Regions from separate parts of the Homo sapiens genome. Here regions 2, 3 and 4 are each linked to region 1. The links are chromatin loops, found by intact Hi-C in ENCODE. Cell type or tissue: PC-3. All regions are shown on one strand. Links, peaks and the distances in the headings refer to the core of each region. The heading gives the core; the rest is flanking DNA.

Region 1 (6,223 bases), core at 797-5,796:
AGGAGGTGACGGCAAACTATCGCTCAGGACCAAATCTGCCACCTGTTTTTGTAAATAAAGTATTGTTGGAACACAGCCATGCCTGTTTGTATATGTATTGTCTATGGCTGCTTTCAGGGTAAAATGGCAGCTTTGAGTAGCTTGGACAGAGACCGTGTAGCCCATAAAGCTGACAATATTTACTATCTGGATGGATCTGTACAGAAGAAGTTTGCTGGCCCCTGGTTTAGAGTTTTACATTTGCTGAAAACAGTAATTATTGAACAGTTTCTTTACGTTTGCCACAGAGCACCATTTGTGCCTCGGTCTTAAAGCAACCCTACATCTCATCACTTTGCTGCCATAAGTTCTGAGAACAATTATTTCTTTGTTAACATTTGGTAAACTTATCTCTAGGGACATAAAAGAAGGTTGGGAACATCTCTGAGGTTTAATTTCAAAACACGTTGAGTTTAACATGGGGATTCACCAAGTGCTGGTAGCTAGAATAATGATGCACTTATCCAAAGACTTTTCAAGGGGAGGTTACTGACTAGTGCTTTGTAGTACAGGCCATGAGAGTAAACATGAAAAAAATGGGCATAATTCCTTTTCCAAGTTTTAATCATAAATGATCATTTTTTTAAAGATTCCAATAACTTGCCCACTAAGAAAAAAAAAAGGAAAAAAAATGGGGGAGGGAGATAACGACACAGTGGTTTTGTTCTAAAACAGTCATGTGCAATGTCATGGTGCCATCTACAGTATTTCAATATTTTCACCCAAACACCAGAATTTGAAGAAGCCCTATAGACACATATCTATTTATTGAGGGAGAAACGTTTTTCTAGCACAACAGTATAAGAAGGCTTTAGGCTAAAATTTTCTCTGTGGTCACGGTCTTCTGTCTTCTTCTCCTATGAACCATTTTTAAGTTTATTCCGTTTCCTGACAACTTCTTAGTTCCCATTGTGATAGTAAATATTAAAATTAATGAATGCGCTGTACCTGGTAGGAGTGCAATGAAACTGTTCAAAAATGTTGGGATTTAGTATCTGCTCACGTTCACACAAACACAGTCACTATTGTCAAATGCGCTGCAGTGGTGGAGTGTAGCAACAGGAGGGATGAGACCCAAAGGTCTGAAAAGCCAGTATTTTAAGAAGTCTTGGAAAATGTGGAGGTTGAAAAATCTAACAGGAGTGCTTGCTTCAGCAGCAATTTAGAGTAGATTAGCATGGCCTCTGCGCCAGGATGACATGCACATTCCTAAAAGTGTTCCGTGTTTTAAAAAAAAGAGAGAGACAGAATCTAAGGGGATGTGTACATTTGCTAGAGCTACTATAACAAAGTACCAGAGGCAGGGTCACTTCAACAACAGAAATTTATTTCTCACAGTTCTGGAGGCTAGACGTCCAAGATTAAGGTGTTGACTGGGTTGAATTCAGCCCATAACAGGAAATAAGGAGTTAAATAAAGCACTTGCTTCTATTGTTTGTACCTAAACTTAACAGAACACAGTAAGTAACAAGTCATTGGGATGCAGAAAAGAAAAAAGAGAGTGAAGGAAGGAGAGAAGGTGAAGGGAGAATGGAAGAGAGGAAGGGAGGGAGGAAAGAAAAGTTTGATGAATGATTGCAGTCTAAACTGGTTCAAACAAGAGATCTTGTTTAATTAAGGAATTCATCCCATCTCTGCCTATTAGGAGGAGGAAAAAGTCTAAAATAGAAGATGGTGAAAGTTGGATGACCCCAGGCATTAAGGCCATTCATCTTTAACTGTTATGCTTGGATCATGCAAATGTGTCTGGTAGCTACAAGGGTTGCTGTGGGTACTGAATGTTTTATTGTTCTGAGACTATCAAAGAAAATAGCCATGGGACATATAGACCACAGAATACTATACAGCCATGAAAAAGAACAAGATTGCATCCTTTACAGAAACGTGGATGGAACTGGAGGCTGTTATCCTCAGCAAACTAACACAGAAAACCAAATGCCACATGTTCTCACTAATAAGTGGGAGCTAAATAATGAGAATTCATGGACAGAAAGAGGGAAATAGCAGATACTGAGGCCTACTTGAGGGTGGGGGCTGGGAAGAGGGAGAGGTTCAGAAGAGAAAAAACTATCTGATACTATGCTTAGTACCTGGGTAATTAAATACTCTGTACACCAAACCCCTGAGTCATGAGTTTACCTATATAACAAACCTGCACATGTACTCCTGAACCTAAAATAAACATTAAAATATTTTACAAAAATAAAATAAATTAACAATTAAAAAAAGAAAAAAATGAGACAATAAATAGATCCTGGGAAAAACTGTCCCCAGAAGTGTTCTTTTAAATTTGCACTACAGATGTAATCCAAGTTGAGTAAAATAGAAAAGCATGGATTTGCTGTTCCTGAAAGTCATTCATGGTTAATTGCCGAACACTTTCATCTGCAGTGTCTGTGGAAGGGTAGAACCTTAAGTAGTTTTTCATTCTCTGACTACTCAACTAGAAAGGCATAAGAGGCAACTCACTCTATGATATCTCACTGTTTGGCCTCTCCTGTTTCATAGTAGCAAAGGATTTTTGCACTTATCCACTAATTTATGATTTCTTCTTAATAAAGGAAACAAGAGCCTCTATTTATTATGATTCCTGCCATGTGTGAGGCTTGAGCTGGGTATTTTACATACATTATTTCATTTGATAATCACCTTTTCAAACTCTTCAACCACATAAATGCATTACAGAGAGCTATTTTAGATAAACATGGTTATAAATATGTAAACTATATAAAACCATATGTTAGAACCATTCTGTTTCATGCTTTTAGAAAATCTTACTATAGACCATAAATTAAAAACAGTAAATTATAAACCAAACACTTTTATGGGGTTTTTTTGGTCTTGCAGTTCTAGCTGAAGGAATACTGCACTTTAACTCACATGCTGATTAATTTTATTCACAAATTTTGAATTATAAAATGTGTAGAGTCACAGACAATTCAATTTTTTCAACACCCATTTTCCCAAGACAATAACCGAAGTATACATACAGTAGCCACTATTGGCAAAAAATGTATTCCTCATTTATGGAAAAAGTGCAAATAAAGAAAAATTGCTGTTTATAAGCATAATTCCAATGACTGCTGCGAGTGGGAAGCACAGTGATTTTGTGTTAGATCTCTAAGAGCTTACAAGATGGAAGCTTGTGGTGTAAGCATTTAGTGGTGCAATACTGTCATCTCGTGGTCAGTATGCAGTATTTCAGATTTAGTTGGAGAAAATGTCTGAAAATCGTTAACGATATTTCCAGTCTCCTTTCACATACTTACTCCCCAGAGAGTCTGATTTGTACACATAGACATGATAGAATCGGCTTGTTATTTAAACAAGCAGATGGATGTTGTATGAGATTGTTCCAGGAGTTTACTGCCTTAGACCCGGACGAGAGGGGCCCTGCCCTGGCCCCGTCAGTTAGAGGGCTCAGCTTTGACCTCTCCTGCCTGTACCCCTCTCCACAGATCAAGAAGTCCTCGGAACCAAGAAAACGCCCATCCAAAACCAAGCCCTTTTCTTCCCTTTACCTGCCCTCTATCTCACCTCACCAGCAGTTCCACTTTCCTGCATCTGGATGAATGCTCTAATGCTCTCACGTTGCCTGAGGTTTCATGAATAATAGCTGGCTGCCACTTCCCAGATATCATTTGCATTTGAGCAGCTTCCCGACATATAACACACCCCTTCCCAACAATAATAATGATGAAAGGAATTTTGAAGATGCAAAAACAGCCCCATGGAATAACTTTTCTCACCCCCTTCAAATCCTATCCCAGCATGTATACAAGAACATGTGAGCACTTTCCAAACCTTAGCTCTCCGCTGCCACCTTCAGGACGATTTCAGTAACCGCAGATACTGCAGCTGCTTAGCTAAGAAACATTAACACTCCCAGACAGAGAAACCTGGCTGAATCCTGAAATAGAGCCAGGTGAGAAAAAAGTGGTCGGCATTTAGTTTATGGTATTTAGCAAAATCTTGTAACATATTTTATTGGATACTCTATCAAATAACAGAATAACAATAGCTAACACCATATATAATGTAGACATGTGTAAGTAATAAAAACTGATAAAACGTTTTGTTTTATATGTATAACAAAACTATATGAATATAAATAAAAATATGTATACATCCTACAGTAACAACAGCTGATATTTATTTGGAGCTTTTTCTGTGGCAGGCAGTATTCTGTATACTTCATCACTGTAAATATGTTTACATGTTTTGAAATGTCTCAATAACAACATGAGGTACATACTACTCTTAGTATGTTCCTTGCCCGTGGGGGACTCCTGTCTTTGCAGTGAGTCAGAAGATAATGACATAAAGCATAGACATAGCATTGCCCTGCATTCATTCAACAAATATCACCGAGCACTGAGAATGCAGAGATCAGTAGGACAAGCAAGTTCTTTGCTCACGACCATGTGTGCAGGTAGGGAGATGAGCAACGGAAAATAAATATTTTTAAGGGAATATATGAGTGATAAATGTAGCTTATAAAATGTATAACTATACTGGAAATCAAAATAGGGTGACGTGATAGAAAGTGACTGAGAGGCTATCATACATTGAGTGGTCCAAGAAGAGTTGCTATTAAAGTAGGGCCAATCTAAAAAAAAAAAAAAACTATATGATGATCTATGGAGAACATTCCAGAAAGATATGAAGAGCTAGTGCAAAAACTTTGAGAAGGGAAGCATTTCAACATACTTGAAGAACACAAATAAGGCCATTGGCAGGGGTGAGAAGGGAAGGGAGAGGGTGGAAGAGGGAGGGCTGAGAGCCAAACACAGCCACAGCATGGAGGGCTTGATAAGCCAGGGCTGTGCAATGAGGTTTTTTACCAGGTGGGAAGAGAAGTTCTTAAAAGGCTCTGAGACTATCAAAAAGATCACTCCGGCTGCTCCATGGAGACAGGAATTTATGGTGCAGAGAACGTAGAAGCAAGATACCTAGTGAGAAATCACGTGCAATATAGAGGCTCAAGAGACACCACCTTTGACTAGCAATGGAAATGGACAGATCTAGAAGATCCAGGTTTGTTGTGGCCATGGAGTCTACAGGTGTACCTGATGTTTTCAATGTGGAACAGAAGGGAAAAGATGAACTGAAAGTCATACTTAGATATGGGAATTGCTATGACCTGGGAGGAGAAAGTTTCTGGGTGGCGAGAAGCAAATCTAGAGTTGTCCTGCAAGGCCCGGATGGAGGAGCCCATTCTGTCTTCCTGTTTGACCGCAGTCCAGCTATTGGACCTCATGGAGCCCTAATGTACTTATCTGTAAAAATGCAGGAGCAGGTTCCTGCCAGATCAGTTTCTCTGAGTCTCGTGGGATTTAATTGAAGTTGACACAGAATGACTTTAAAACCTTCCAAGCCAATGGCTAATGATGAAAATACATATGAAAATTAATTTGGGGGATCCTGTGCAGAGGAAAACAAAATAGTTCTATTCAACCCTCAAAGGAAATGTCCAGAAGTGAAGATGAAGTTATCTTTCAGAGTTCCAATACTCCTACCCCACTACCTGTTTAAAATGGACTTTTATGTTACATAATCCTGAAAATGTTAGGAGTCAAAATTCCTCTAGATAAATGTGGTACACATATACCATGGAATACTATGCAGCCATAAAAAGAAAACAAAATTGTATCCTTTGCACCAACGTGCATAGGAAATCTTATCCTTTGCACCAACATGGATAGGACATCTTATCCTTTGCAACAAGGTGCTTTCAGAAGCAGGATGAGCACTGCAATTGAAGGCTAAGAGGAAATGGCTCTTGGCCAATTTAACTGATCAGTCTGTAAGAAATTAAAAGGAACATAACCAGAGAGAGATAGGGTATCTCTTATGAGAACATCAGAGGAGCGTCTATGGCTGTGTAATGTTGACATTCTCTTCTCAACGTGGATGCAGCTGGAGGCATTTCCTAAATGAATTAACACAGGAACAGAACAGCAAATACCACATATTCACACTTCTAAGAGGGAGCTCAGTATTGTGTATGCATGAACATAAAGATGGTAACGATGCTGAGGACTACTAGAGTGAGGAGAGAGGGACAGGAGCAAGGGCTGAAAAGCTACCTATTGGCTACCATGCTCACTACCTGGGTGACAGGATCATTCAAACCCCAAGTCTCAGCATCACACAATACAGTCATGTAGCAAACCTGCACATG
Region 2 (6,223 bases), core at 643-5,642, 300 kb before region 1:
AAATAGGAAACTAGAAGTTAAGAAAAGGAAGCTGAAATAACTCATAAGGGAAAAGATAAAAGAGAGATGAGGCAATGCAATGAAACTGTAGGAGAGAGAAAGAGAGCTGGGAGAAGATTATCCCCAAACCTTGCAATTGAGTGTTTTGGTTTATGGGTGAAAACATCCCTGAAGTTATAGGTGAGGAAGGGCTTTCTTGTAAATTTACTATGTTCAGAATTGGCACCACTGGGCCCTGCACTGGGGAATGCAAGTTGAGAAATAAAGACTACGTGAGGTTAGTTTTTCAGCTCAGGCATCCACATGAATGTCTGCAGAAATGCGGTGAAACCACACTGATAAAAGGTAAATTAAAATCATAAAATCAGAGAGGCTTTGAAAATTAGACAGTGGACAAACACAGGGACTCTTCTGCACTGTAGATTAACACCATCAAACAAAACAAATGTATAAGTTCTGTATTTAATATATGGAAAAAGGAGAACAGAGATACTGAAAAGTCACTGGAGATCAAAGAATGATAAATTAATATATATCCATTCCATGCTATTAATTACCAAATGAAGGAACGTGTGAGATATTGACATTCTCATTATTTGGTGGGCTGTTTTCATGGCTCTATTTTAGAAAACATAAACTATGTTCATCAGATTTTTGAGAGATTAACTAATTATCTCATTTCCCCAATCCTAATTTTCCCTGGCGGGATTGTAAGTTTCTTACATAGGGATTTTAGTAATCTAATTTTATGTATAGAGAAGAGACTATTACATTGTGGCCGACTAAATTCACCACATCCCACGTGGTTGTATACACACAACCTTAGGAGAATTGCAAGAAGCAAGTTTGTCAAAGTGAAACCAAAGAGTTTGAAAAGTGTCCTGTAGCCGGTAAGAAACCAAGGAAAGATTTTAGGTAACTCTGTCTTGAAAATAATTGTTTATTACTGCCTCCTCTTCTTGTCTATTGAGAGTTCTTTTTGTAAGGTGCCATCTTTAAATTATGTTGAGTCTTCCTGGAAATTCAGTGGAAAATTCTTTTTTATTGAGAACATATGCATTAAAGGAAAGGAATTTTACATGTGTGAGAATACAAAATAACCAATATTCTAAGTTAAAGAGAGAGACGGAAAGAGAGTAACTTGTTTTGGGCTCCTTCACTGCAAAAGAAGGAGGTTTGGTATTGTTTTCATTTTTTTAACTGCATGCATTGCTTAGTGGACAAATGAAAATTAGGCAATTCTATTTGCCAAAGCTTCAAGATCTCACTCTTGAATCAGAATACCAAGTACACTTAAGATACAGCAAGAAGGAAGCTGCAATCTGGCATCACACATGAATCATATGTAAACTATGTACAGTAGTGATCTTCCCAGTGGCAGAAAAGCTCAAAGCCACATGAAACCAATCAACACCATATTGATGTCATCTTCTCAAAACTTCTCATCTGTTTCATAGCCATCAGACATTGTGATCTTTAAAGCAGATATTTACCCTCTCTGTTGCTAACTAAGCCAAATTTTGCATTACAGTAATTTTTTACAAAATATTTTTTTCAGATTGTTGAAAGAACATAAAATGTAGTGGTTTATTTATTTAGTGGTAACAGTAATTAACACTAATATTATTAACTAACTTATAAACTGTCCATTTAAAAACATGCTTATACATTTATTATGTGTCTTTTTTAATGACTAGATCAGCCAGACTCCTAATAGAAAATTATGACATTCTCAAACTGGATAATTGGAGTTCAATAAAACACCTATTTCTAAAAGTATGGATAAAGCTAAAAATGGTAGCTCAAATAATAGTAAAATACCTCTTTCTTGCAACCTCTGATAGGCAATTGCTCCTCTGGTTTGGAAACTGTCCCTTCCAGAACTCATGCTGAAATGCAGTTGCTATTGTGACAGTATCAAGAGGTGGAGTCTTTAAAAGGTGGCAGGCCATGAGGGCTTCACCCTTACATGTGGAATGGGTGCCTTTATAAAAGGGTAAAATTGGTTTCCTCCTTCTCTCTTGACATTCTGCCTTCCACCATATGATGACACAATAAGAAAGCCCTTGCCAGATGCTGGCACCTCAACCTTGGATTTCCCAGCCTCAAGAAGTAAATTTCTGTTCATTATAAATTACCACATCCGTGTCATTCTGTTATGGCAGCACAAAATGGACTAAGGCAGTTGTCAACAACTTGACAAATCTCAAACTCCCCCTTGGCATCTGAGGTACAAGGCAGAGACCCCACTGAGAAGTCTTCTATGTGTTTACATGACATGAGTGGATTTAGTTTTCCTCATCATAATCTGTCAGAGTTTCCTCTTAGACAAGCTTGTGAAAAATACATCGTCATGCCCTTAACACTGGATTGGAAAAACTGCACCAAAATCGCTTGAAGGAAAACCGACTGAACAAAGTTTCACAATAATGTCACTCCTACAATGCATCATCTATGCAAAACAAGATATCAAATTCTATAACTTTCCAGCACACTAAATTATCTCCCATTTCCTCTACTTTTTTTCTTACAAAAACACATACTACACTCACACACGCACCTTAATTGCCTATCAACAAAAACTGTGTACTGAAACTTCCAAAGAAGTTAGGTGAGGGTTTAAGTATTCCTTTTACATTTGCATGCATGTAAGCACCTGTGATCATAGGTCTTACCTTTCATGGTTTCCTAGGTAATAGGACCTCTTCGTTGATAGAATGATCCTAATATTGACATAGGAAAAGGGGCCACAAATAAGAGTTGGGCTGTTACTTAGGAAAGCTTGTCATTGTTACTTCCCCAGATAACAAGAATAAATGATGCAATAAAAGAATGAGTGCCTGCTTCAGCAACTCATCATTAAAAGTGAAGAACTACCACAGGAAGCAGAACTCGAAAAGAATGTATGCACTTATGCAACCTTTCTTGTAGCTTTTTGCAGCTAATTCTTATTATTATACATCAAGATAAGAAAAAAATCACATAAATCTTTGAAGAAAAATGAATGAAAGAGGGCTTTCTTTAAAGGTTACTAGCTAAATCCATTTCTTTACTTTCTGATTTTTTCTTTCTTTTCTTTTAAATAATCATTGAAGGCATTGATTCAAAGGAAGTTAATGCTGCAAAAGACCTAGAAATCATCTAGGAGTCTTTTGACTTTAAAATACTTTTTCTGAAGAATAATTTGTTCAAGTTCAGTAAAATTCCAACATGTGACAGAGCTTTGTTCTGGCTGAAGTCCACTTGGGTTCCCTTCCTCTTGTAGCTGACATCAGTAGTGGCTTCTACAGGGATTCTGGGTAATTCCTCCCAGAGCACTGGCCTGGAATAGTGCCCTCTATGTAGAAATAAGAAAAAAATGAGGCACAGAAAGATGAAGGGATCCACCATCACAAAAGTGGTACACAGCAGATAAACATCTCTTCTTTGCCTTTTTATCTCCTACATTTGTCTTCTCATCTTTAATTCATTTGGTAGATCTGCAGAATAACTTTCCAGAGAAGATCAACTGCACCACATAGCTAAAAGCTGACTTCCTTTTTTTTTCTTTCATTTCAAAAAATCAAAACACCTGGTTGTGAAATGCAACGTTTTCACAGAATATTTAATTTGGTCCACTTACTGATAGTATCAGTTTTATGTGAACAGTTACGTGGCAATTAAATTTCTCAGATTACCATTTTTTAAAGAGTTCTCCAGAGTGCGTCAATGGCAAGGGATCCATTTTTCCAAACCTGTCTTGTTTCCTTAGTGAGTCAGTCTTTCAAAGCTTATATTGCAGTCATTCTTTGTATTATAAAAGTGATCCCTAAAGTAAGAAGAACAACTACATGTAGTCTCTATAAAATTCCTAGCCTAAATAGTCATTTCAAATGCCTTGCTTTCTCAAGTATTGCTTAATATTATGTATGACTAGCACTGTACAAAATATAGAACACTTGGGAGAAGATTATGGCAACAGTGAGATCTGGGAACATTTGTGTATTGGAAGGAAAAACCATGATTCTGATGGGCAAGAAAGAGAATAATCTTGAACAACAAAAGAAGAATATAAGAGTTTGGCATATCATGCTTTTCCAAACGTATGGCTTCATTTAACAAACTTGGGACAGTCTTTATTTTTTCCATGATTACTTGTGTGTCAGCAGGCATAGCTTGGCCTTCTCCTTCATAGGCCTGACACTGAGTCAATGCTTAGCATCCAAACCACACATAAACTATTTTTTCCCCTAGAAAGTGCTCATTGGATGACTTAATAAAAGTATTTTAATGTTTGGAAAGGAAAAACATGTTTGCCTTATTCCTTTAGATTTACAGCTGCTTAGGGTTTATAGAAAATACCGTTGTCAACAATATTCAAAAGGCAGAATACAAGAGTTTGAGGATGCAATCTTGCTACCCCTATGTTACTCCTACCATTCTGATATGGTTTGGCTCTGTGTCCCCACTCAAATCTCATCTTGAATTGTAATCCCCACATGTCGAGGGAGGGACCTGGTGGGAGGTGATTGGCTCCTGGGGGCAGTTTCCCCCATGCTGTTCTCATGATAGTGCGGGAGTTCTCATGAGATCTGGTTGTTAGATAAGTGTCTGGCATTTCCCTTGCTCGCTCTCTCTCCCTCCCTCTCTCTCTCTCTCTCTCTCTGTCTCTCCCCTGCTGCCATGTAAGACATGCCTTGCTTCCTCTTTGCCTTCCGCCATGATTGTAAGTTTCCTGACACCCACCCAGCCATGTGGAACCATGAGTCAATTAAACCTCTTTTTTTCATAAATTACCTGGTCTCAGTATGAAAATGGACTAATACAAATCCGCATACCAGAAAGCCAGAGTGATGTAGTCTGATGCAGAACAGAAGTTACTATAGAAAGTGTGGCATGGGTGGCTGATTCTTGCAGGATGCTGACTTCTTGATGAGTTTTCAAACCTTGGACTTTGTACACACCAAATTGTTCTGAGATCAGGACAACTGACTTCTGATTCTAGCGAATTTATGCAATTCCTGTAAGAACAGAGCAAGGAAAGATGAGAGCCTGTAGCATTGAAGTCACAAATGATAACAATAGCACCAGTATAATAATAGCAAATGTTTTGGGAGCATTTACTATTCCAAACACTACACTAAACACTACATGCATCATTTTTCTTATTCTCACAATAAACCTTATATTTCTGTTTTGCAGATATGGAAAACAAAGCTTAGGAAAGTTAGGTAATCCATCTAAGTTCACAGAGCTAATAAATTATGGAGTGAATATTAGGAGTCTGGTCTTTCCCTTTAATACCAATACCCTGTTCTTAATCAGCAACAAGGCCACTTCCATCTCTGAGTGAGGAAGGTGGACTAGATCATGTATAAATTCCAGATAAACTCTTTCAAGCTTTTGATTTTATACTAAAAATCATCTCCTAAACTCCACTAGCAGAAAAATAGCATATCATCTCCAGGAACACAGTCCTCAACAGCTGCTTTTCCAACCTCATCTTTCAAAGCAACCTGTTCATACATTTCTCATATTCTAAGTGAACAATTTCCAAGGCCTTTCCACCTCTCTGACTCCATATTCACTGCTGTTTTTTATTCTCACTATTGTCTCCCTTCTTGCACTTTTACCTATCAAAATTCAAACTAGCTATAATTTCCAAACTAAATGCCACTTTCTCCATAAAGCTTTCTCATCAGATGATGTCTGCTCTACGAATAATTTTTAATTACCAACCACACATGTCCTGTGAGATGTTATAGCCTTTTGCCCTGTGGACCACACATACAGTGTGGACACTGTAAAAGGAAAAAAATTGTCTAATAACTCTGTCTAATTATCAATATTGTCTAATGACTCTGTTCACCTACTATGGAAGTGGCTGATTCTTCTCTTATCGCTCATCTTTACCTCTACATTAACCCAAGTCAAGTGCAGCCAATAAGGTCACAATGAACTGCTTATTTGTAATTATTTTCCAAAGGATTAAAAAAGTGCAACATATCATTTACAGATCCTATGTAATCAGGAATCTTTACATAAATAAAAGTCAAGCAATTTCAGAAAAATGCTGCTAGGAAACAATTCTGTCCAAAAATTCAGAAACAACAATACAACCAAGGGTATGCATGTGTAATCCTTTTGGTAGCACATTACAGACATACTTCTAATACTTCTAGTACTTTATATTCTGAAGTTGTATTTTCATTATGGTTTCTCAGCAGGAATTTCACAACCAGTG
Region 3 (6,223 bases), core at 831-5,830, 210 kb before region 1:
CAAAATACCACAGGCTGGAGTTAGGCATTCTGCTTTCCCCAGGTCAATTAGGTGCTGATAAAACACCAATGTGTTGGGCCCTGGAAAATAATTTCTCTTGAGGCCAGGTAGGTCTTGCAAGAACAGAATCGTTGACATAAGCAAGTTTAACTATGACTTGATTTTATTTGCATTATTAATTAATTTGTCTGTTAGGCTGAACGTCCAAAGAACATTTTTTCAAGTTCACTATCTTTACTAGGCTTTATCATGATGTTGGTATACCTGGGTTGTTTGGTTTCTTCATCAATTTCCCATTGTTATATAACAAGTTGCCACAAATTTAGCAACTCGAAACAAGACAAATTTATTATCTTATGTCAATGAAAAGAGTCAAACTCTGTAAAATATTTGAATAGATTTATTCTTAGCCAAATATGAGTGTCCATGGCCCATGACACAGCCCTGAGGAGGTCCTAAGAACATGTGCCCAGGGTGGTCGGGGTGCAGCTTGGTTTTGTATATTTTAGGGAGGCATGAGACATCAATTGAATACATTTAGGAAGGCATGAGACAAAATTGAATAAATACATTCGTTTGGTTCACAAAGTCAGGATAACTAAAGCAGAGGTTTCCAGGCTATAGGTAAATTTAAACATTTTCTGGTTGACAAGTGGTTGAGTTTATCTCAAGACCTGGGATCAATGGAAAGGAACATCCAGGTTAAGATAAAGGATTGTGGAGACCAAGTTTTATTGTGCAGAGGAAGCTCTCAGCAGACTTCAGAGAGAGAACAGGTTGTAAATGTTTCTTATCAGACCTAAAAGGGTGCCTGGCTCTTAGCTGATTATCTCCTGGATCTGCAAAGAATGGAAGGAAAACAAAAGGGGGAGGGGATTCTTTATAGAATGTGGATTTTTCCCACAAGAGACTTCTCAGGGCAATTTCAAGGTATGGCAAGGAAATATATTTTGGGGTTAAATACTTTTTCCTTGTTTCATAATGTTATGCCAGAGTCAGATTGAAAAGTAAGTCACGATATATAGGGTCAAATAAAACCCATCTAATGAGAACTGATGGTTTGTAGGGCATGAACTCCCTAGACCTCTTGGGTAAGAATTTGGCCAAGATAAAAAGTCAGAGCTTAATCCTCACTACAGTATCTACGGGTCAGAAGTCTTGGCAGAAGTTAGCTGGATCCTGTGCTTATTAGGGTCTCACTAGGTTGAAATCAAGGAGTCAGAGGGGGCTACCATCTTTTCTGAGACTACTGGTCATCTTCCACATTCATGGGTTGTTGGCAGAATTCGATTGCTTACCTCTGTAGGACTAACACCTAGCTTTCTTGCTGGCTCTCTGCTGGAGGCCACTGTCAGCTCAGTTTTGAGAGACCACTAAGCCATTTCAGGCCAACAGAATAGCCTTGTTTTAAAAGACATTATAACTATGTGTCTTTCCTGAAAATATTGGTAGAGGTCATTCTTTTCATGCATTACTTGTTGAGTTATAAATTTAGTCTCTGCTTAATTTTTATAAAGGATTTTTAACAGCATTTTAAGAAAATATAGTATAAAAAATAGGATGAGAAAATTGAGGCAAGGAGAAAATAAGTACAGGTGAAATAATGCCCAAGGTGAACGTTATATCCCAAACTGCATAATATAAAATTCTACTATATAGCTGTCCTACATTTACAATCTAAGCATGCTATTAATAGTTAACAAAGCAGAGAAGGAAACTGACATTCCTTCAGAAAAGCTTTTTTCAAGCACAGAAACCTAATCGAAATTTCTTCCATGAATCCTCATGAAAAGGGCACCAAGTGGTAGAGTGAGCAACATTGCAACTGGCCTCCCTAAATAAATCCAAAGGCATAGTTCCAACACATAAACTCTATAAAAATATTTAATAATTGTATAAGAAAACAAAAATGTGGTTTAATTTGGCATGATCTAGGCATGGAATTTAAAATACATTAAAAAACGCATAGACTACAAATTCTTTAGTAAGTTATCCATGAATAGCATTACTCAAACTGAGTTTTTGATAAAAATTACATGGCAAAGCATTTTAAGTTACATTCTCTGGCTAAAACCTGAAGGTTATACATGGCATGTAGGGAATAGCTAGAGGATTATCATGCTTTGACAATCAAATAGGCCTGCAGGGATACTGACATCCCCTTATTAAAATGAGGAGCCTAACTAAGACTTGGGCTTGGATAGACTTTCATCCAATGACTGTATGGAGTTGATTCAAGGTAGTGACTTTGGGCAGAGCCAACATTTTACTCACTCCTGGGGCTGATGCAAATATGGGCAAATCAGTAAATGAAGGTCTAAATTCTCCATGAAAGACTATGGCTGCAAGAATTTTCATATAGAAAATGTTATGAACAGGTGTTACAAATAACCAGAGCACCCATTTATAATGTTGGTGAAGTATCCATAGAACAGTGACTATAAAATCCTGAAATTAAACTATGTTTGTCTTCTGATGATTCTTTACAGTAAATCAGAAAAGCATTGGTATAGATTTTTCTCCAGCCTACTTAGAAGCCAAGGAATAGAAAAATTTGTTTAGTTACATTGGTCCAGAGTTTGAGATTGTCAAGGTGTCATGACAAATCTACCATAAATTTCATAAAACCACCAAAAGGTATTAGATCTGGAGAACACAGCAGAGTTAAGAACTTGACAATTATGGTGAGGGTTGAAGGACAGGCAAAAAGGGAGCAAGATAATTTGAGTGATAAAAATAAAGGGTCCTTTTGTTAAAGTAGGAAATTTCTGGCTTTCAGTTTCCTAAGAGAATCAGATCCGGTGGTGAGAAATTTCAAGGTATAATCACACACATGAATGGCTAATGTGAAATTAAGGAAAGTTTATAGAGTAGAAAAGCTTAGGAATGGTGAGTCTAGAGTTGCTGAGGACTCAATGTCCAACAGCCAAAATATACTCACCTACTTCAAAAGAACTATACTCTGAGCTTCAATTATTTGCTAGTTGTTATTTCCTATTTACTTATGTAAGTTACTTAGTTAAACTGGTTTGAAAACAATAGCCAGCAAATAAAGTGCAAATTGTTTCATAACTAATACACTTTGTCAAGCTAATTGAACTCTACGTGCTAAGGACTTTGGCATCAACAATGATGACTAATAGCTGAAAAGGGAGATGAAGAAAAGTTAATGTGAGGGAAAATGAAAACTTGGATTTATAGTGTAGTCCAATTGACTAAAGTTTCAAAATAATATTGACATACTGATAGTAAATGGAAAAAACGAATGGTGGAGAAAGCAGTCACGATTTCACAGAAAACCACTTCCAATAGAAATACCATTTTAGATTGCTCATCTTCTAAATGAATGTTTAAAATGCAATTTTTAAGAGAAAGTTTTATTTCCATTGTGGTTACTAATGCATCTGAGTCACTTGTATATTCTTCTCCAGTGTGATGTAAAAAAGGCCAATGAAGAAATAAATCACTTTGATAAATACCTATGTTTAACAGAACATCTTAGGAAGGTCATCCTTAAAGACCACGTGTTAAGTTGGCTGAGTATCAATACAATGAGTATGCATTGATTCACAAGGAACTCATGTCCCTAGGGCTCCAGTTTCTAAGAGTGGTCCACAGTGGTAGCTTCAAGCTGAACTCTGAACGTGAAATGAAATCCTATGTCATTTGAATTTTTTCTTTTTTTTTTTTTTTTGAGACCGAGTCTCGCTGTGTTACCCAGGCTGGAGTGCAGTGGCGCGATCTCGGCTCACTGCAAGCTCCACCTCCTGGGTTCACGCCATTCTCCTGCCTCAACCTCCCAAGTAGCTGGGACTACAGGCGCCCGCCACCACGCCCGGCTAATTTTTTGTATTTTTAGTAGAGACAGGGTTTCACTGTGTTAGCCAAGATGGTCTCGATCTCCTGACCTCGTGATCCACCCACCTTGGCCTCCCAAAGTGCTGGGATTACAGGCGTGAGCCACCGTGCCCGGCCTGAACTCTTTTTCTATTCTCGAAATTGTGAGATCCTCTGACAAATTCTGCTAACAGTTCCAAGGTTTAAAACTGGGGAAGTTAGAGACATGTTATTATTATTTTTTTTAATTTCAACTTTTATTGTAGACACAGGGAGTACATGTGCAGGTTTGTTACATGGGTATATTGCACCCAGGTATTGAGCATAGTACTCAATGGGTAGTTTTTCAACCCACATCTCCCTTGCTCCCTCCCCTGTCTAGTGGTCCACAGTGCCTAATGTTCCCATGTGTATGTCCATGTATGCTCAATACCATAATCCTAAGTGAATTAATGCAGGAACAAAGACATGTTTTTGTTTTTGTTTGAATGCTACATCTGGGGCTGGCTAGGATTGAGAAGACACTATGTCTTGCTGATATGTCAGTCGCAACTTCAGCCTCTTTTGTGTGTGTGTGTGTAAAAAAGAAATCTTTTTTATTTATTTATTTTCAAATTATAAATTCATAGGGTACATATGCAGGCTTGTTACATGGGTGTATTGCATAATGCTGGGTTTAGGCTTCTAGAGAACCCATCACCCAAATAGTGAACATAGTATCCAATAGGTAGTTTTTCAATTCTTGTCCCCCTTTCCACCCTCCCCACTTTTGGATTTCTCAGATCTATTTTTTCCATCTTTATAGCCACCAACATGAGTCTTTTGATGAAATAATGTTTGGCTGAGGTCCACAACTTAAAACAACATTCCAATATAGATTCTCATGATCCCTGAAGAAGTGTGTCTGATGTGGCTAAACATCATCAAATGAGTAAGTCAACATAGTAAAAGAAAAGAACAGTTCTTTATCAGATTAAATGAGCGAAACAGCTAAATGTCAAGTGACAAAACATTGGGACTGACTGTATAAAATGCTAATAACATCTACCAAACAGTTTACATTGTGCTAAACAACTTATGCACATTATTTCTTTGATTCTTTTTAACACATGGTTGTGGGCTGAATGGTGTCTCCCAAGAAGTCATATGCCGGGATCCTGTCCCATAGTGCCTCACAACGTGACATTGTTTGGAGTTAGGGTTGTTGAAGATGTCATTAGTCAAGATGAGGTCATACTTGAGTGAGGTGGGTTTCTAATCCAATGTGACTGGTGTCTGTGAAAAGGGGAAATGTGGACACAGGTCCACATATAAGGAGAACACCATGTGAAGATGAAGGTAGAAATTACAGTGATGTGTCTACAAGCCAAGGAACACCAAAGATTGACAGAAAATCACCAGAAGCCTAGAGAGGCATGAAACATTCTCCCTCAGAGCCTTCAGAAGAAAGCAATCCTGCTGGCACCTTCATCTTGGACTTTGAGCCTCTAGAACTGTGAGGCAATACATTTCTGTTGTTTAAGCCACCCAGTTTGTGGCATTTTGTTACAGCAGCACTGGAATCCTAATGGATGCTGTATTAGATAAATATTTTAGGCTTAGGTAGGTATTTTTTGATCACTTCTATGCAATGGCTTGACTATTGTTCTATTTGTCCCTAAATCTGGTTCTTCAGCCTCCCCAGTGATTCTGTGAGCTAGTGATCATCCTTTAACAGCCTTTTTATGATTAAGTCACCCAGGATAGTCTCTGCTGCTTACATCTTCACAGGAAGAAGAGAACTGTAGACATGCAGCAGCCATCTTGTGGATATGAGGGAAGAGCCAAATAGACTACAAATCGGTTAACACAGAGAACTAAAATTGTGGAGCTACTGAATGAACCAGCTATGGAATTGTCTGTGTGTGGGCATTCAGATGGACATACCGGATAAAATTCTGGACTGGTAAGAGTGTGGGGAAATTGCCAGTCTTAAGCAGTGCTGATGGAGGTGTGAATTGGTAAAACAATTTGAAAAGTAAGTTGCTAGTTTTTATAAAATTTTTAAAAATAAATGTATTCTCTGACCCAGTATTATCTTTTCTGGGAATCTATTTTACACATTAAAAAAGCACTAGATTGTCATATACTATATATATATATATATGTCATATATAGTTATACATATAAGCCATATATATTTATACACATAATTATATATCTATTAAAATACCTGAAGGAATGGTCAATATAAAGAGTATCATCCAATTTTTAAAGAAGACAGGGATAAAAACCCCTCTGTGCTTTTTGGGGGGATCTATTTGTATGGAGCAGATAAACACATGGAAAGATAAGTATCAAACTGTTGCCATTGGTTACTTCAAGGGAGTGAGTTTATAACAAGAAA
Region 4 (6,223 bases), core at 456-5,455, 74 kb before region 1:
CCACAGTGATTCTAATGTAATGCATTTGAGGATGGGACCTAGGATCTGTATTGTTACCAATCTCATCAATAATCCCATCATACACCAAAGTTTGAGAATCACTGGTTTGCAGAAAGCTATGCCTAGAGATTAGGACAAGTCACTATTCAGAGCAGGTGCCTACTTTTTGACTTGCTGTCCCAGGGAAGAAGGGAAGATGACACAACAACATTCCCACTTGTAGAAAGAAGAGAATAAACTGGGCTGGGTGCAGTGGTTCATGCCTGTAATCCAGCACTTTGGGAGGCCAAGGTGGGCCAATCACTTGAGGTCAGGAGTTTGAGACCATCCTGGTCAACATGGTGAAACCCTGTCTTTACCAAAAATACAAAAATTAGCCAGATGTGGTGGTACACATATGTAATCCTAGCAACTCGGGAGGGTGAAGCAGGAAAATCTCTTGAACCCAAGAGGCGGGGGCTGCAGTGAGCCGAGATCACACCACTGCACTTCAGCCTGGGTGACAGAGTGAGACTCAAAAAAGGAAGAGAATAAACTGAAGTTTCTGATGGATTGGATGTTGGCTCCCAATTATTTCCCCTCTGTGTTTTCATATCTTTGCCATTTGACTTTGCAGTTCCTCCCACTGTTTCCCTACCTTGTGGTTAGACTTAACCATGTGACTCACTTGGCCAGTGAGATGTGGGCGAAGTAACAGAGTGCCAGTTCCAAGCTTAAACCGTGTTCCTGCTTACCCTCTTGATCTGTACCTTGAGAACAGCTTTTCCTGGTAGCTGCTGCCAGTCCAGACAGGACCCCAGAGTTACACATTGACCAGCCTAAGCCCAAGCAAGAAGCCAAGCCCAGCTGGACCCAACTTGAATCAGAGCTTTTTAGCCAAGAGCAGTTAGATCAATCCATCTCCATATGAAATCCATACACATGAAAGAAAAACTGATTGCAATTTTGAGCCAATGGATTTGGGGGTGACTTGTCACTCAGCAAAAGCTAACTCATAACCTCTCCCCAGTTTTAGCATTATTTGGGTAGCAGGAGTGGGAACTCATGCTCCCTACATTGAAAAGGGGCTCAGACTTTAAGCAAAATAATTTTCCTAATTTTATGAAACATTAAGGATATATACTACTAGGAAGTATTCTCATCTGAATTCACAGTGTGTCATTTATTTGAATATACCTGAAGAACGAAGCATATGAATGTAGAAGAGTGAAATAAGAGAAAATAGGAATATTTAGGTCATATAACAGCATCATTTTTTTTTTCAAAATAGAAACAGATTGTTGTACAGAATCCAGCAATCCTGGTGGAAATACTCTGCAATGGAAGCATGTTTTCCATTAACTTAAATATTGTGTTAACCTCAATCAAAAATATACTTTCTTAAACTAAATACAGAATTTATAGTTTTGAGAAACAGAGCCTACAGTCTAAATGGGCAAAGGAACTGATGCAAATGACTCTGTCCCACATGATTAAAAATATTCTTAGTTTTATTTTGTAAAAATGAAATTAAAACCTAAAATAGAATTTATTCTGTCACTCAACCAAACATTTAGCCATGTGTGGTATCTTTTACATCTCCAGAGTCCATTTTCTTTTCTCATTGCTGTGTACTGTCTTGAGGCCATAAGGACACGGTTTCTCTCTATTCAATAAAACTACTCAAGAAAAACTTCTCACACACAGACAGCCTCTATCATCTCAAGACTCTTGGAGGCTGACATTGCAAGGCAGATCTTTCTACTAAGCTAGTGAATCTGAGAAGTATTGTCAGAGCTCTGTCCTGTTAGAAAGTGTATTAGTCCGTTTTCACACTGCTACAAAGAACTTCCCTGAGACTGGGTAATTTATAAAGCAAAGAGGTTTAATTGACTCACAGTTCCACATGGCTGGGGAGGCCTCAGGAAACTTACAGTTGTGGCGGAAGGCTAAGGAGGCATGTCTTACATGGCAGCAGGCAAGAGAGAGCATGTGAAAAAGGAACTGTCGAATGCTTATAAAACTGTCAGATCTTGGTGTGAACTCTCTCACTATTACAAGACAGCATGGGAGGAACCACCCTCATGATCCAATCACCTCCCACCAAGTCCTTCCTTCGACACATGGGGATTATGGGGATTACAATTTGAGATGAGATTTGGTTGGGGACACAGAGTCAAACTATATCAAAGAAAGTGATGCAACAGGTAATATATTGTATATCTGAGTTGCACTCTGGGCTTTTGGGCTTAATGGGAGTGTCTTGCTATGAAGAAGAAAGATGTATGGAACAAGGAGGGGCAAGAGCCTTCACGGGAGGCTCAGGCCTCAGAGACTGCAGCCAGCTTTGGATCTTGCCTGTGATCCATGTATTTCTCCTGTACTTCATCTTTGCCTTTTGAGGGACCAAACAAATGTGGAAACTTAATCACGTCTTCGAAAGAAAGTGAGAACAGGCAGTGGTGGGAGAGAAGCAGTGCACTGTTGGAAGAAAGAGTAAAGGTCCAAATAAATCCTGTCTGAAAACCCAAGGTAATAAAGTGGGCCCTAATCATGAGAGGAAGATTTCAGGTTAACGCTACCATGCATCCTCCTTTTGCAGGCAACCTCTTCCTCTGGCTGCTAGAAAAGGAAGAATCCTCTTCATATATCCAGCCTTAGAGGTGAGCAAAGACCAACTCTGTATTCATTTGACATGAAATCAAACATTTCTGGGACTAGAAGAAGTGATTTCCCAGCCCAGAAGACTATGATGATAAATACAACCTGGATTACTGCAGTGTGGTAGGAGTGGGGTGGGCAAATAACCTGGTGTTTATAACGTGTTTAGAAGACTCAGAGTGCTTGATGCTAATTCCCAAGAAGCTGAGTTTCGTATAGCAATGCCAGGGATATCATCATTCCATAAATCTCGTTTACACCCTTAGTCACTAGGAAGCTTGGCTTTTTTATTACATCTGACGGTTGCTTCCACAATCATAAACATGATCCTCTGAATCATTTCCACTCTTTGAAAATGTTAGTTTTAATGTCACACGTAAATTCTGCCATAGCACTAATATTCACAATTTAATTTGCAAAACCTTTAATCCAATATATGGTCTCCCCTATCATTTCGCTGGAAAACAGAAAATTGTGAAATTCTGTGACTTATTCACTCTACAGTGGAGCAGAACAACTCAAGACCCATCAATCACATGACCAGTCATAGGCAAGTTTAAAGTACACGTTGTTTTTCAATCACCAGAGCACATTAGATAGTAGGCTCTTTTGCAAAGCAAACTCCCAAAAAAAGAAACATAGGCTTAAATAGTTATCATTCTCATTAAACATTTGTCTAGTTCTCTCTTCACTTGAAACAGATGTTAAATCATTTGGAACTTCCCTTTGCTGAGTCCTGTCCTCCACAGAGGCTTGTTCTCTGTCTCTTTCTCACCCTCTGTCTTCCTCAGGTTAACAACTGCCCCAAGTACCAATCTATAAGGGATACTGCCTATCACTGGGTGTTAAATTTCCACTGGAAATTTAAGATGTAGAAAATGGTATTGACCATAATATTTTCCAAGGAGAGGACTGCATATGTTTACAAAGAGAGCTTTAAGTCATTTGTAGCCAAAAAGACTCTTGAGGTGAATCCTAGAATTGCAAATAAATGTTTGCTCCTCTGCCCTGTCAGAAATGTGCAAGGCTCCTGTTTGGTAGAAAAGAACATGCAAGTTTTGGGGCCTGAGCTGAATTTCTCCATTAATAGAGAAGAAAGCGGGCTCTCCAGGAGGTGGTCTTTCTCCTCTTGTTCCCCAACCAGTGTACACCCCTCCTTTAAATTAAATGTAGAGAGAATATTTAAAGACAATGGTTTAAGGTGGTGCTGTATTAGTAGGCTATCCAAGACACTTGTATGACTCAAAGCAACCAAATGCCCTGCTCTTTTTCTCTTCTTGACGCTGCTCTCTCTTTCCATTTTTCTTGACTTGTTTTAATTTAAAAATTAAAAATGTAATTCTTCCCTCACAGATGTGAGCTAAGTCTCAGCTCTTCCTTTTATCTCCCAACTCCTGATTCAACTAAGCAAACAAAAAATACCTTCCTTTTCTATTCTTCCTTCTACATGATAAACGCAAAAAGAAGGAAGGCAGAGAGAGAGAGAAAGAAAAAAAATAAAAAAAGAGAGAAAGAAAAAGAAAGAGAAAGAAAGAAAGAAAGAAAGAAAGAGAAAGGAGAGAGGGAGGGAGGAAGGAAAGAAAGAAAAGAGAAGAGAGAGAAAGAGAGAGGGAGGAAGGAAGAAAGAAAGGAAGGAAGCAAAGAAGGAAGGAGGGAAGGAAAGAAAAAGAGGAAGGAAGGAAGGAAGGGAGGGAGAGAGGGAGGGGAAGGGAGAGAAAGAAAAACAGAAAGAAGAAAGGATGAAAGGGGGAAGAAAGAAAGATTGTCTAGAAAAATGCATGATAGTGTTTTAGCAATCATTCAAATGAATCATTCATAACTGTTTTCTCCAATCAGAAATTTGTCTGATTCAGAAAATTTAGAAGTATTTAAAGAAAAGAAATTTGTCTGACACTACTTCTCTTTACATTGCTGAAAGTGGATTTAAATCTACTTTCTCACTCCAAAAATAAACTTCAGATAAATTTATATTCTCAGCAACATTCCAAACTCAAACACTTAGCTCACATATAACCCACATATATGGTCATATGAATATATGACTTGAAAAAGCTACATAAGTGAAAAATGCATAAAATGAATAGTTTCTCTTGCATTATAATCAACAATGTCCTTCAAGGTTTGAGGACAAAACATTCGTTAAAATTAACCACTCAGATAACTCAGATGGTAGTGTCAGATTTAAATCTACTTTCTCACTCCAAAAATAAACTTCAGATAAATTTATATTCTCAGCAACATTCCAAACTCAAACACTTAGCTCACATATAACCCACATATATGGTCATATGAATATATGACTTGAAAAAGCTACATAAGTGAAAAATGCATAAAATGAATAGTTTCTCTTGCATTATAATCAACAATGTCCTTCAAGGTTTGAGGACAAAACATTCGTTAAAATTAACCACTCAGATAACTCAGATGGTAGTGTCAGAGGCATTTGAACCAGAGCAACTCCATCTTAAATAGAAGCTGGGTAAAATGAGGCTGAAACCTACTGGGCTGCATTCCCTGAGGGTTAAGGCATTCTAAGTCACAGGATGAGATACGAAGTCAGCAAAAGATACAGGTCACAAAGACCTTGCTGATAAAACACGCTGCAGTAAAGAAGCCGGCCAAAACCCACTAAAAGCAAGATGGCGACAAGAGTAATCTCTGGTCATCCTCATTGCTACACTCCCATTAGCGCCATGACAGTTTACAGATGCCATGGCAACATCAGGAAGTTACCCCATATGGTCTAAAAAGGGGAGGCATGAATAATCCACTCCTTGTTTAGCATATCATCAAGAAATAACCATAAAAAATTGGCAACCAGCAGCCCTCAGGACTGCTCTATGGAGTAGCCATTCTTTTATACCTTTACTTTCCTAATACACTTGCTTTCACTTTATAGACTTGTCCTGAATTCTTTCTCGCTCAAGATCCAAGAACCCTGTCTTGGAGTCTGGATCTGGACCCCCTTCTGGTAACAGCAGCCCCAGTCAAAGACTCTCAAAAGCATAACTCATTCAGAGGTAGGCAGACAGAATGAGACTCCCAGGGAGCTTGTCCTGCTTCTCTGGAGTTAAATGGAAGGCTCACTTCATGATCTCACTCCTTGATTGCCCAACTGCATTAATTTTTTCTGGTTTTAGTTCTTTTTGTCTCCAGATCTGAGCACTCACCTTGAGAACTCTTTGCTAGACCCAGTATGTTAGTCCATTCCTGCTGCTGTCACAAAATATCTTAGACTGGGTAAATCATAAAAAATTTATTTCTCACAGTTCTGGAAACTGGGAAGTCCCAGGTCAAGGTGGTGGCAAGTTCAGTATATAGTGGAGGCCCTGTTTCTCACAGATGGTGCTTTCTCTGTGTCCTCACATGGCCAAAAAGGCAAGGCAGCTCGCTTCAACCTCTTTTATAAGAGCATTAATCCCACCCATGAAAGTGGAGTCCTCATGACTTAATCACTTCCCAAAAGGCCCCACCCTTTAATACTATTGAATTGGGAGTTAGGTTTCAACATATGAATTCTGGGGGCACATCAACATTTAGATCATAGCACCCAGTAACTAAATGATTCATTAGCTACCTAAGG

Evidence for each region. Peaks named below come from ENCODE experiments on the same cell type or tissue, not always from the same donor. Only the 100,000 strongest peaks of a DNase experiment are listed, where the experiment ranks them.
Region 2: it touches region 1 in a loop (5-fold over the local background); 2 of 110 quality-filtered maps call a loop at or near these places.
Region 3: it touches region 1 in a loop (5-fold over the local background); 10 of 110 quality-filtered maps call a loop at or near these places.
Region 4: it touches region 1 in a loop (2.5-fold over the local background); 4 of 110 quality-filtered maps call a loop at or near these places.

Annotation. Positions count from the first base shown.
Region 1 is chr21:28,742,023-28,748,245 of GRCh38, forward strand. It overlaps a transcript of HEMK2 not described here and the pseudogene LOC124905067. Among named protein-coding and RNA genes, the nearest start is that of HEMK2, 140 kb to the right of the region's middle. RefSeq lists a silencer at 585-879 and an enhancer at 3,589-3,678. In PC-3, for the core only: CTCF peaks have their summits at 3,217 (motif pointing left) and 3,885 (motif pointing left); DNase peaks (open chromatin) are centred at 3,209, 3,869 and 4,369; H3K4me3 peaks cover 957 bases; H3K27ac peaks cover 2,527 bases.
Region 2 is chr21:28,441,473-28,447,695 of GRCh38, forward strand. No RefSeq gene overlaps it. Among named protein-coding and RNA genes, the nearest start is that of LINC00161, 95 kb to the right of the region's middle. In PC-3, for the core only: a CTCF peak has its summit at 3,385; a DNase peak (open chromatin) is centred at 3,769; H3K27ac peaks cover 2,573 bases.
Region 3 is chr21:28,534,446-28,540,668 of GRCh38, forward strand. It overlaps LINC00161 (long intergenic non-protein coding RNA 161), which reads left to right and starts at 4,873. Exons shown (of 2, transcript NR_026553.2): 1 at 4,873-5,083; 2 at 5,608-5,910. In PC-3, for the core only: no CTCF peak of the experiment used is centred there; DNase peaks (open chromatin) are centred at 3,536, 4,706 and 5,016; H3K27ac peaks cover 4,645 bases.
Region 4 is chr21:28,668,837-28,675,059 of GRCh38, forward strand. It overlaps a transcript of HEMK2 not described here. Among named protein-coding and RNA genes, the nearest start is that of LINC00161, 130 kb to the left of the region's middle. In PC-3, for the core only: no CTCF peak of the experiment used is centred there; a DNase peak (open chromatin) is centred at 2,895; H3K27ac peaks cover 2,947 bases.